2 separate regions of the Homo sapiens genome follow, and region 2 is linked to region 1. A link is an interaction called in ENCODE POLR2A ChIA-PET data of the cell type or tissue named here. Cell type or tissue: GM12878. All regions are shown on one strand. Region 1 overlaps DOCK7 (dedicator of cytokinesis 7). Region 2 has its middle 100 kb from the start of ATG4C.

Evidence for each region. ChIA-PET counts read pairs that join two places held together with the same protein. Peaks named below come from ENCODE experiments on the same cell type or tissue, not always from the same donor. Only the 100,000 strongest peaks of a DNase experiment are listed, where the experiment ranks them.
Region 2: POLR2A ChIA-PET joins it to region 1 with 5 read pairs; 2 of 35 experiments call an interaction of 5 or more read pairs at or near these places.

What each region holds. Positions count from the first base shown.
Region 1 is chr1:62,619,171-62,624,170 of GRCh38, forward strand. It overlaps DOCK7 (dedicator of cytokinesis 7), which reads right to left. Exons shown (of 50, transcript NM_001367561.1): 13 at 730-823. Among named protein-coding and RNA genes, the nearest start is that of ANGPTL3, 24 kb to the left of the region's middle. RefSeq lists an enhancer at 3,616-4,116. In GM12878, no CTCF peak of the experiment used is centred here; a DNase peak (open chromatin) is centred at 3,001.
Region 2 is chr1:62,883,907-62,888,906 of GRCh38, forward strand. No RefSeq gene overlaps it. Among named protein-coding and RNA genes, the nearest start is that of ATG4C, 100 kb to the left of the region's middle. In GM12878, no CTCF peak of the experiment used is centred here; no DNase peak of the experiment used is centred here.

The DNA.
Region 1 (5,000 bases):
ACAAGCTAAGTCATTTCAAAGATTAAAAGACTTAGTTTTGACTTAGCAAACTTTAAGACATTTTTACTCTGGAATGGTTTGCTCCAATCATAATATGAATCTATTTTTTAATATTTACCATTCTATTACCATTCTAGAAAATAATTTTAAGCCATGATATTATTCATCACACTCACTTTAGTATAGTAATTCCTTCCATCCCCCGCTGGGGATATATTTTAAGACCCAACCCCTAGTGGATGCCTGAAACTGCAGACAGTACCCAACCTTATAGATACTGTTTTTCCCTATACATACATGCCTACAATAAAGTTAAATTTATAAATTAGGCAAAGTAAGAGATTAATAACCCTAACTCATAATAAAACAGAGCAATTATAACAATATACTATAATAAATGTTACATGAATGTGGTCTCTTTCTCCCTGTTCCTCTCTCCAAATATCTTAATATTTTCACATCGTGGTTGACTACAGGTAACTGAAACTACGGAAAGAGAAACAATAGGTAAGTGGGGACTACTGCACTCAAAGTACCAAAGATGCTGAATCCTGCATCCAAACTGTCAGATCACATGATAGTTAATAAAGTGAAGAAGACTGACAGGCATTGGGCATAGAAAAATGTCTGGGCCAGATAAATAAAAAAAAAAGATACATAATTATAAGCAATACAACATAGTAGTGATAATAATAGTTGCAACCATTTCTACTCAAAATTTTTAAATACCTGTAATAGGTCTTAGTCGCCGTAAGACAGAAGATGGCCTTCTCATATCAGCAAGGAATTTGTAGAGATCTTCATCACTTAAGCGGTCTCCTTCCTGATTTCAATAATAGAGGAAAAAGTATTTGATAAAACAAATATAGCCAGGCACAGTGGCTCACGCCTGTAATCCTAGCACTTTGGGAGGCTGAGGCGGGCGGATCATATGAGGTCAAGAGTTTGAAACCAGCCTGGCCAACATGGTGAAACCCCGTCTCTACTAAAAATACAAAAAAAATTAGCCAGGCATGGTGGCACGTGTCTGTAGTCCCAGCTACATGGGAGGCTGAGGCAGGAGAATCACGGGAGATGGAGGTTGCAGTGAGCCAAGATCACATCACTGCACTCTAGCTGGGGTGATGGAGCAAGACTCTGTCTCAAAAATAAAAATAAATAAATAAATAAATAAAGATATATATATGATGAAAAATAAATTTATAGTTTGTTAGTAAGCATGCCCTTATGCCTACAATGTAGTTAGAATAAAAAATTAAATTAAAATTATGATTATAAATATCATACCAGTTTATTTCCTTTTTTATGCTTTCAAATTTTACTAAGATTTAATAATACCACTGTCTTTTTTCTTATTTATAGTCCATTATCTATGCCTATAAAGTATTACAAAATACTCTCAAATATAGAAAACCAATACAAGTTACTGGCCGGGTGCAGTGGCTCACGCCTGTAATCCCAGCACTTTGGGAGGCCGAGGCGGGCGGACCATGAGGTCAGGAGATCGAGACCATCCTGGCCAACACAGTGAAACCCTGTCTCTACTAAAAAATACAAAAAAAAATTAGCCGGGCGGGATGGCAGGCGCCTGCAGTCCCAGCTACTCGGGAGGCTGAGGCAGGAGAATGGCGTGAACTCGGGAGGCGGAGCTTGCAGTGAGCTGAGTTCGCACCACTGCACTCCAGCCTGGATGACAGAAAAAGACTCCGTCTCAAAAAAAAAAAAAAAAAAAAAGGAAAGAAAACCAATACAAGTTAGAGATAGATGAAAAAGAGAAGAGAAAAATAAGAACACAGACATAAAACAGAATCAAAAAGCAAACTAATATAAAAATACTTGAGTCTCATAAATTTATTACTTTTTAGTTCATATTTGTGTTTTCAACTTTATATCACAAATTTCTCCAATGCAAAATCTGCAGCACTGGCTAAGGTGAGGAGGAGAAGAAGGAAGAAAGGAGGAAGAGAGAGGAAGAAGAGGGAGGAAGGATTTAGACGAGGGAGGGAGGGGGAGGAGGAATAGGAGGAGGAAGAAACTACTGTTAAGGAAAATCACAACTGTCCTCATACTAAGGCCAGAAAGAAAACTCCAAAAGGACTTCAACCAATATGAAGAGACCTTGAAAAACACAAAACAAATTACCCATAGCCGATTAACACAAATGTTCAATTTAATGTTAATATTTTTTCTTCTTACAATTAAAATAGCTAGAGTTTTTCTTTTATTAAAGAGTCAGTCTTTAGATTTTATCAATCCAATCTTCCTGCTTTGAGATTTTATTGTTTTATGCATATTTCATATATTGTTCTTTTATCTTATTTGGTAATGCATATATTTGAGGCTACTTTATTACTGTCAACTCACCTTGAGCCACAACCCATTTGCTCTTCATCATTATATTCTAAACAAGGATATAGAATTGATCTTCTTTTATCTCACTATTTAGAAAAAATAATTCTTAATTTCTAAGTGGTTATAGTTTTTTATTAATAACTTAAAAAGCTTTTAGTTTTATTGAGTTATGGTTAGAAAATCTGACTTTACAAGGTTTCTTCAGTGACCCAATATAACTAATTATTGTAAATGTTCTATCAGTTGTTGAAAAAGTATATTCTTTTCTTGTGCATACAGAAATAATATAAATTTTTTGAGACCAAGTTGCCAACACATGAAATTAATTTTTAAATGGTCCTTATTCATAATATATTCAGATTATTTCTAGTCTTCATTATTTCTATTTCACCCATTAAATTATATTTTCTCTTTCGGTACTTATTGGTCTCCATTCTTTACTCCCTGTTTCCATGCCTTTTTGGTGAGTGAAGCACAATTCCCTCCCTAGGCCTGGCCACATGCCTTGCTTTGCCAATAAGCAAACATGATGCAAACAGAGGCTTGAAAAACATTTGCACAATTTAGTTTGCTCTCTCTCTTGAACTTTTGTCAGAGCTATGAGCACATGACCAAGCTAGCCTGCTAGAAGATGACAGTAGAATTTGAGAGACATGTCACAGAGCTGAGTCATTTCTGTCTTCCCAGTAGAAGTCAGCCTATATTAGCTGATCTCAGCCAACCTCCAAACTTGTGAATGAGCCTAGTTCACTGGAGTAGTCTAGCTGATACCCTTTCCTCTACATTGGTTGTTTACTGTCCTGTACCACTGAAAAAAATAGATAACATATATCTGTCAACAAATAGAACAAATGTCTTCAAAACTATTGTGTGGGTTTGATTTTTTTTTTAAATATCTATGTATTTCTAATAATTTTGACTTCACACATTTTATTTATTTATTTATTTTGAGACAAGGCCTCACTTTGTCACCCAGGCTGGAATACAGTGGCATTATAATTGCTCACTGCAGCCTCAACCTCCTGGGCTCAAGCAATTCTCCCGTCTCAGCCTCCCAAGTAGCTGGGACTACAGGTATACACCAACATGGCCGGCTAATATTTTTTATTTTTATAGAAACAAGGTCGGCCAGGCACGGCGTCTCACGCCTGTAATCCCAGCACTTTGGGAGGCTGAGACGGACGGATCACAAGGTTAGGAGATCGAGACCATCTTGGCCAACACGGTGAAACCCTGTCTCTACTAAAAATACAAAAAATTAGCCAGGCATGGTGGCAGGCGCCTGTAGTCCCAGCTACTCGGGAGGCTGAGACAGGAGAATGGCATGAACCCAGGAGGCGGAGCTTACAGTGAGCCGAGACTGTGCCACTGCACTCCAGCCTGGGTGAGAGAGCAAGACTCAAAAACAAAAACAAAAACAAAAACAAAAAACCCAGAAACAAGGTCTCACCATGTTGCCCAGGCTGGTCTTGAACTCTTAGGCTCAAGCGACCCCCCAGCCTTGGCCTCCTAAAGGGCTGGGATTACAGGCATGAGCCGACATGCCTGGCCAACACATTTTAAATCTGTACATAAACACTAATGATTACTATATCCCTACTGTAGACAGTAATCGCTCATAAACTGAAAAAGAAAAAACTGCCTTCTGTGTCTCATTTAGGGAAAAATCTGTGCCTTGAATTCTACTTAATTAAAATGGTAATCTCTTTTTTTAACTTAATTTGCATTTGCCTGATGCATAATTTTCTAGCTACTTAAAAATAGTTACAAAAATAGTATATGCTCATGGTTAAAAATTTTTAATACAGAACCATATTAAACAGTTTCTGTACTGTAAACATTTTCCACTGCTCCATGTTTCCAGCAATCATTTATTTTTAAGTTTTCATAATCATTTTGTGCTACTTCCCAGTTATAGTAACAGTATTCAAAACAGTGTCCAGAACATGGTGATGAATGCTCAAAAAATACTGGTTGGATAAATAGATAGGGGGTAGATGGCTTATTGATTTATGCTTATAATACCAATTTATTGATAAACAGCAGGCTGAAGAAATGAAAAGAAAGCTGTGGAAATACCAACAGAAGTGGTGTAGCAGCTGAAGAAGTAGAAAGAGGGGGAAGTAACATACCTGCAAGGTTGTGTCACTGTAGCAAATCTATTACCCCATTTCCTAGCTATATCTGGTCTATCACTTTATGAAAGTGCAGTCTTCTCTAGACTCTCTTTTACTACTGTCCATAATAAAAAGACCAATACCATTTGAGACATTTATCACTGGCTTTTTTTCCTGTGAGTTTCTCAGAGCAGATGCCCATGAATACTACTGATATGTAACAGTGAAGGGGACTTCAAGTAGATTGCTATCTGTCTATTCAAGGTCCATTCAATTGAGGTCTACCCTCAATTCTTGCCCTCTCAAGTTATGAGATATCAGTAAGCCAGGATTTCCTCTTCTTACTCAGAATAACATCTCAGAAAATGGAATTTTGAAGGAATTACTAGCATTTTCCCTTAATCCACTCCAAAACATGTACTACTCCAGTTTGTTACGCTAATACAAATTTTCTCCCCATTCTTATATGGTTCTAGTCACCTAGTCACTTACAACAAAGACTTTCAAAATTTTCTGATCTTGATTCATGAC
Region 2 (5,000 bases), 260 kb after region 1:
ATGTACTTTTAATTTGTTTTTAGTGTGATGTATTTAGGATTTGGAAGCATCAGGAATTATATAACTTATTTGCTTTTAAAATATTTGTTGTGATATTACAGTATATGTGAATGAATGCAGTATGTGGTATGTATTACAGAATCCAATCTGAATTTAGGGATTTAAGTGTTTTCAGAATGTGGAAGCTTCAACCAAAATGTCTTCTTACCAAAGGATGATAAATCTTCCCTAGCTGCTTTTTCTTGGAAAACAAGTGAAAAATCTATTTCTAACATAGTAATATAGTATATATTGATACCTGCAAAACATTATGTGAATCTACTTAGATGCCAGCACTTTCAATTACAGTTAGCCAGTTTTTAAAAAAGATTTTTAGAAGCTTTCAACTGTAGACTTTTGTCTTGTTGAATGAACTTCAGCTACACTAAATTTTAAGTAAATTTGTGATGACTGAGCAATATACATTGGCTGAGCTAGAATCCAATAACCCACAGGACAAATTAATTTTCAACAAAAAGGGCAGAAACCTCAAGTGCCATGAGTATATGGAGTCTCATTCTATCTCTCTGGAGCCATTTTTGCAAATCACTACAGCTATTCATAATCTAAATCAGTCTCCTTTAGCAGCAGAAAGATCTTTTTTCATGACAAAACAGAAGATGACATTCATTAGTGCCTAACTTGCATAAGCTACCTTAAATTTATTGGTGCTCTTCTGCTTATCTGGGTAAGAATTCCTTTGTCTACAGCTATAGGAAAATTCCAGTTGTACTACTTAAAAATATAAATTGTCACTTTTATCAGAACTTTTGGCAGTTTACTTTATTTTAGAAGTAAAACTGGTGGTTAAGGTTTTAAGACTTCCAATGGGCGTTGTTTCAATCATATTTAATAGGTGCCTAGGATAGTAATAGGATTATGTATAAGCTTCTGTGCTGAAAAAAAATTCACATTTTTATCCATATACTGCTGGGGAGGTTTGTGGGGAATCAACCTTTGCAGTTGTGGATATGGCTATGTGCATTGTATTACCTGCCAGGCATGGACAGAGACTTAACATCACCCAGCTGGTTTGCTCATCATATTCAAGGACTATGCATGATTTTTAAAAGGAGGCAAGATACTTAGAAGAAATCATTTTGAAATGTCCCGTAAGCTGTAATAAACCTTTCTACCAGTGAGTGGGAAACTTAGTTTCTTATTATGTTCATAATCTTCTGATTAGACTCCTTCTTTTGTTGGTCAAATTTTCTTTCCAGTTTATAGGAACCAGCCTTGGATCTGTCTGGAAAAATTAAGTTGTTGCTGTATCAGTAGGACCATGCTTTTTGTTTTCTGTTCCCTTCCACCTCTACCATGCTGTTAAAAAAAAAGTGGAAAAACTGAGTGTACATACATTTTTCAGTGATGGTTTTGTTTGTCTTCTGACAATCAGATCCTTGGCCTGGTGGGACAGTGAGGAGTATTACCTAGCAAGAATTATTTTGGTAGGGTGAGATGGCAATGTGGTGCATCTCCATAGAGGAGGAGGAGGAAGAGAATGTGGGTATGAGCTTAATAGGACCTGACTTGGCTAGGGGTTGAAAAGAGCCTGAGGCAGCAATGAAGATCGATTTTCAGGGATTAAAACATAATTTCTGAGTATTTGGGGTGATGGTATTGTAAGATAGCCAAATCCTAAACAAATCTTTCACTAACACTTCTTTCTTCTGTGACTACATAGCATCTCTAACGTCTGAATTCACATTTCTATCTGTTCCTAGTCATCATTTATCATAGACGATGACATTGAGGCAAGCCTTGGATATGACCTGGAATGAAGGGAGAATTGAATAATACAAGTTGTGTGGCTCACTATTTGGAAGAAGTCTTGTGCTTTGAAAAAAATGTATTCTGTGTCCACAAGACAGACTTTTTCTGTAAACCTGACTGGTCCATGTTAAGGAATGCATTTGTACCCCTGGTGTCAGTCACTGTGATCTAACCATTTGAGCTAATTAGACTAGTCACATGTTGTTAAATATTCATCCAGAAAATCTCCACAAAAATGGAATTTTAAAGTCAATCAATGCCCTTTTTTCTGTCTTGGAAGATTAGATCAAGGAGCATGAACAGAAATAGAGCTCCAGCAAAATCATAGGTTAAAAGGAATATTCTAGGGTCTTCTTTGCCACAGAGTCAGCTTCCCATAAAAGGTCTCTCTCCTGTTTTCCCATATTCCAAGGCAAAATGTGCTCTAGATCTATACTTCCGGGGTTCAAATACCACGTCTGCCACTCTCTTGCTGTGTGACCTTGTGCAAGTTATTTAATCTGCCTGTGCTTCAATTTTTATTTCTGGGGAATTATAGTAATACCTATCATATAGGTATTGTTAGGGGTCTTGAACGAGTCAATATTGTTGGTGTCAACCTACTACTCTTGTGTCCATGTTGTTATATGCAATGATCAATTCATAGTTTTCTTTTTATTTGCCTCATTAGCACTATTCAAGACAGTTATCATTCTTCTTTCTTGAAACACTCTTCTCTTGGCTTGCAGGATGCCCTGCTGTCCTGGTTTTTCTCCTCTTTCAATGTTCCTTCTCAATTTCTCCTCATCTCTCCAATCTGTCAATGTTGGAGTGCCCTAGAGCTTAGTCCTTAGTCTTTTCTCTTTTGTTTTATACTCCTTGTTGATGTCCTCCAGGTTCATGACTTTAAATATCATCTATATGGCTGCTACTTCCAAACTGATAACTCCACCTTGGATCTCTCCCCTTAACTAACTGCTTGACATCTCCAGTTGGCCATCTGGTAGGCATCTCAGATTTAACACAATCAAAGCTAAAGCCCCATTTGCACCCTCCTGCCCCCAAAAGCTGCCTCTTTTACAGTCTTCTATCTCAATGAATGGCAAGGCTGTCCATTCAGTTGCTCAGGCCAGAAACCTTGGAGTCATCCTTGATTTCCCTCTCTCATTCTCACTCTTTGTGTCAATTCTATCAGCAATGGTCTTGCAGTGAAATTTGCCAGCACTGTCCCTCCCATCTAGAAGTCTCTATCTTCATTCTTTGCTTTACATTTCTTCATAGCACTTATCACCATCTGGAAATCTTTGTTTTATTTGTTTGCTTATTTATTGTGTTTCCCCCTACAAAATGTAAATGTCTAGAGAGCAGGGGTTTTTGTGTCTTTTGCTTACTGTTGAATCCTAGCATCTAGAACAGTGCCTATAACATCTTAGACCTCAATAAATATTTGTTGAATGAATGAACGAAGTGCTTAGCGTGGTTCCTAGTACATAATGAATGCCCAATAAATGCAAACCACTATTTTATCCCAATTATAAAGTTGCATTGTACATAATATAGGATAACTCCATGTAAAGAGGCTCCTTATGCATATTAATAATCCTATAATTCTATACAGTAAAACTCTTTTATTATTTTACTATAGCCTCAAAATATCCCTTTTGGATTACCCCAGTACTTCACCATGAATTGTATGTGTATATCCTCAATAAATGTTTGGTGAATAAATTAAGTGTCTCAGTTTTTGACTTGAGCATTCCCTTTTTGGAAAATCAAGAATAATGGCCCAATATTCTTTGGGACCAGCTTCCTGATTAAAGCTTTTCAAGACAAAAGCAAAATGATGGTAGGAATTTATGGGTTAAAATTTCCCCTTCTGGCCTCAGGCACTTTAGGAGGCTGAGGTGGGCATATAGATTTGAGCTCAGGAGTTTGAGAGGAGCCTGGGCAACATGGTGAAACCCCATGTCTACTAAAGATATTCTAAAAAGTAGCCGGGTGCAGTCCCAGCTACTTGGGAGGCTGAGGTGGGAGAATTACTGAGTCTGGGGGGTCAAGGCTGCAGTGAGCTGAGATCATGCCACTGCACTCCGGCCTGGGCAACCAGAGCGAGACCCTGTCTCAGGAAAAAAAAAAAAAAAAAAAAAAAATTCCCCTTCTTCTATTTGTCCTTGTTCTTAGCCTTGGGTTCCTTTTATTTAACTTAAAATTACTGAGGAATTTCAAACATTTTAATTTTGTTTTCTACCGTAGAATCCTTTTGTCATGTCAATTCAACAAATACTTGAGAGCTCTACTGTGTGCTAAGCACTATGCCAAGTACTAGGGATTTGTAGAGGAATATTACTTGGTTCTTACCTTTGAGGAGCCCAAGAAAGTAGAGAAGGTAGGCATGTAAATAATTACATTTCTTTTTTTTCCCTTAGAGATGAGGTCTTGCTTTGTTGCCCAGGCTGGAGCACAGTGGCTATCCACAGGCACGATCATAATGCCCTGCAACGTCAAACTGCTGGGCTCAAGCATATCTCCTGCCTCAGCCTCTCAAGTAGCGGGGACTACAGGTGTGTGCCACCACACCCAGTTTACATTTCCATATGGTATAATAAATGCTATAATGGAACCATGTACAAAGGTACAGAGGTAGCATAGGAGGGAATGATTAACTCTGAGAGATGGGTAGGTTGGGGAGGAAGTGAAAAGGTTTCATAAAAGGTTATGCCCAAGCAAACCTATTATAAATGGAAACATATAAATAGGAGTTTTTCCAGTACATAACGTGGGTTCTGGAGAGGGTGAAGGCATTTCAGACAGAGGGAACAGAATATGCAAAGGCACAAAGTTGCATAATAGCATACTGTGTATAGAAAATTACAGATAATTTGGTATTATTGAAGCACAAAGTGTGTGTGTGTGTGTGTGTAAGGGGTTGGTGGTATGTATGGGAAGTCACTGAACATGAGGCTGCAGGGCTTTCCATGCAGCATTAAGAGCTGTTACTATTTTATGTAGTGGGGAGCTATTTAAGAAAAGGAGCATGGGTCTGTAATATTAGCACTTTCTGAAAACTACTCTGCCTGCTCTATAGAGGATGTATTGATGAAGATAAGAGTGGAGGGATGGGAGTCTACTTGGGAGGCTATTGAAAGAGTCCTTGGGTAAGATGATGATGATGGTAGAACCCTCTACCTTTGAACAAGCTCTATTAGAAA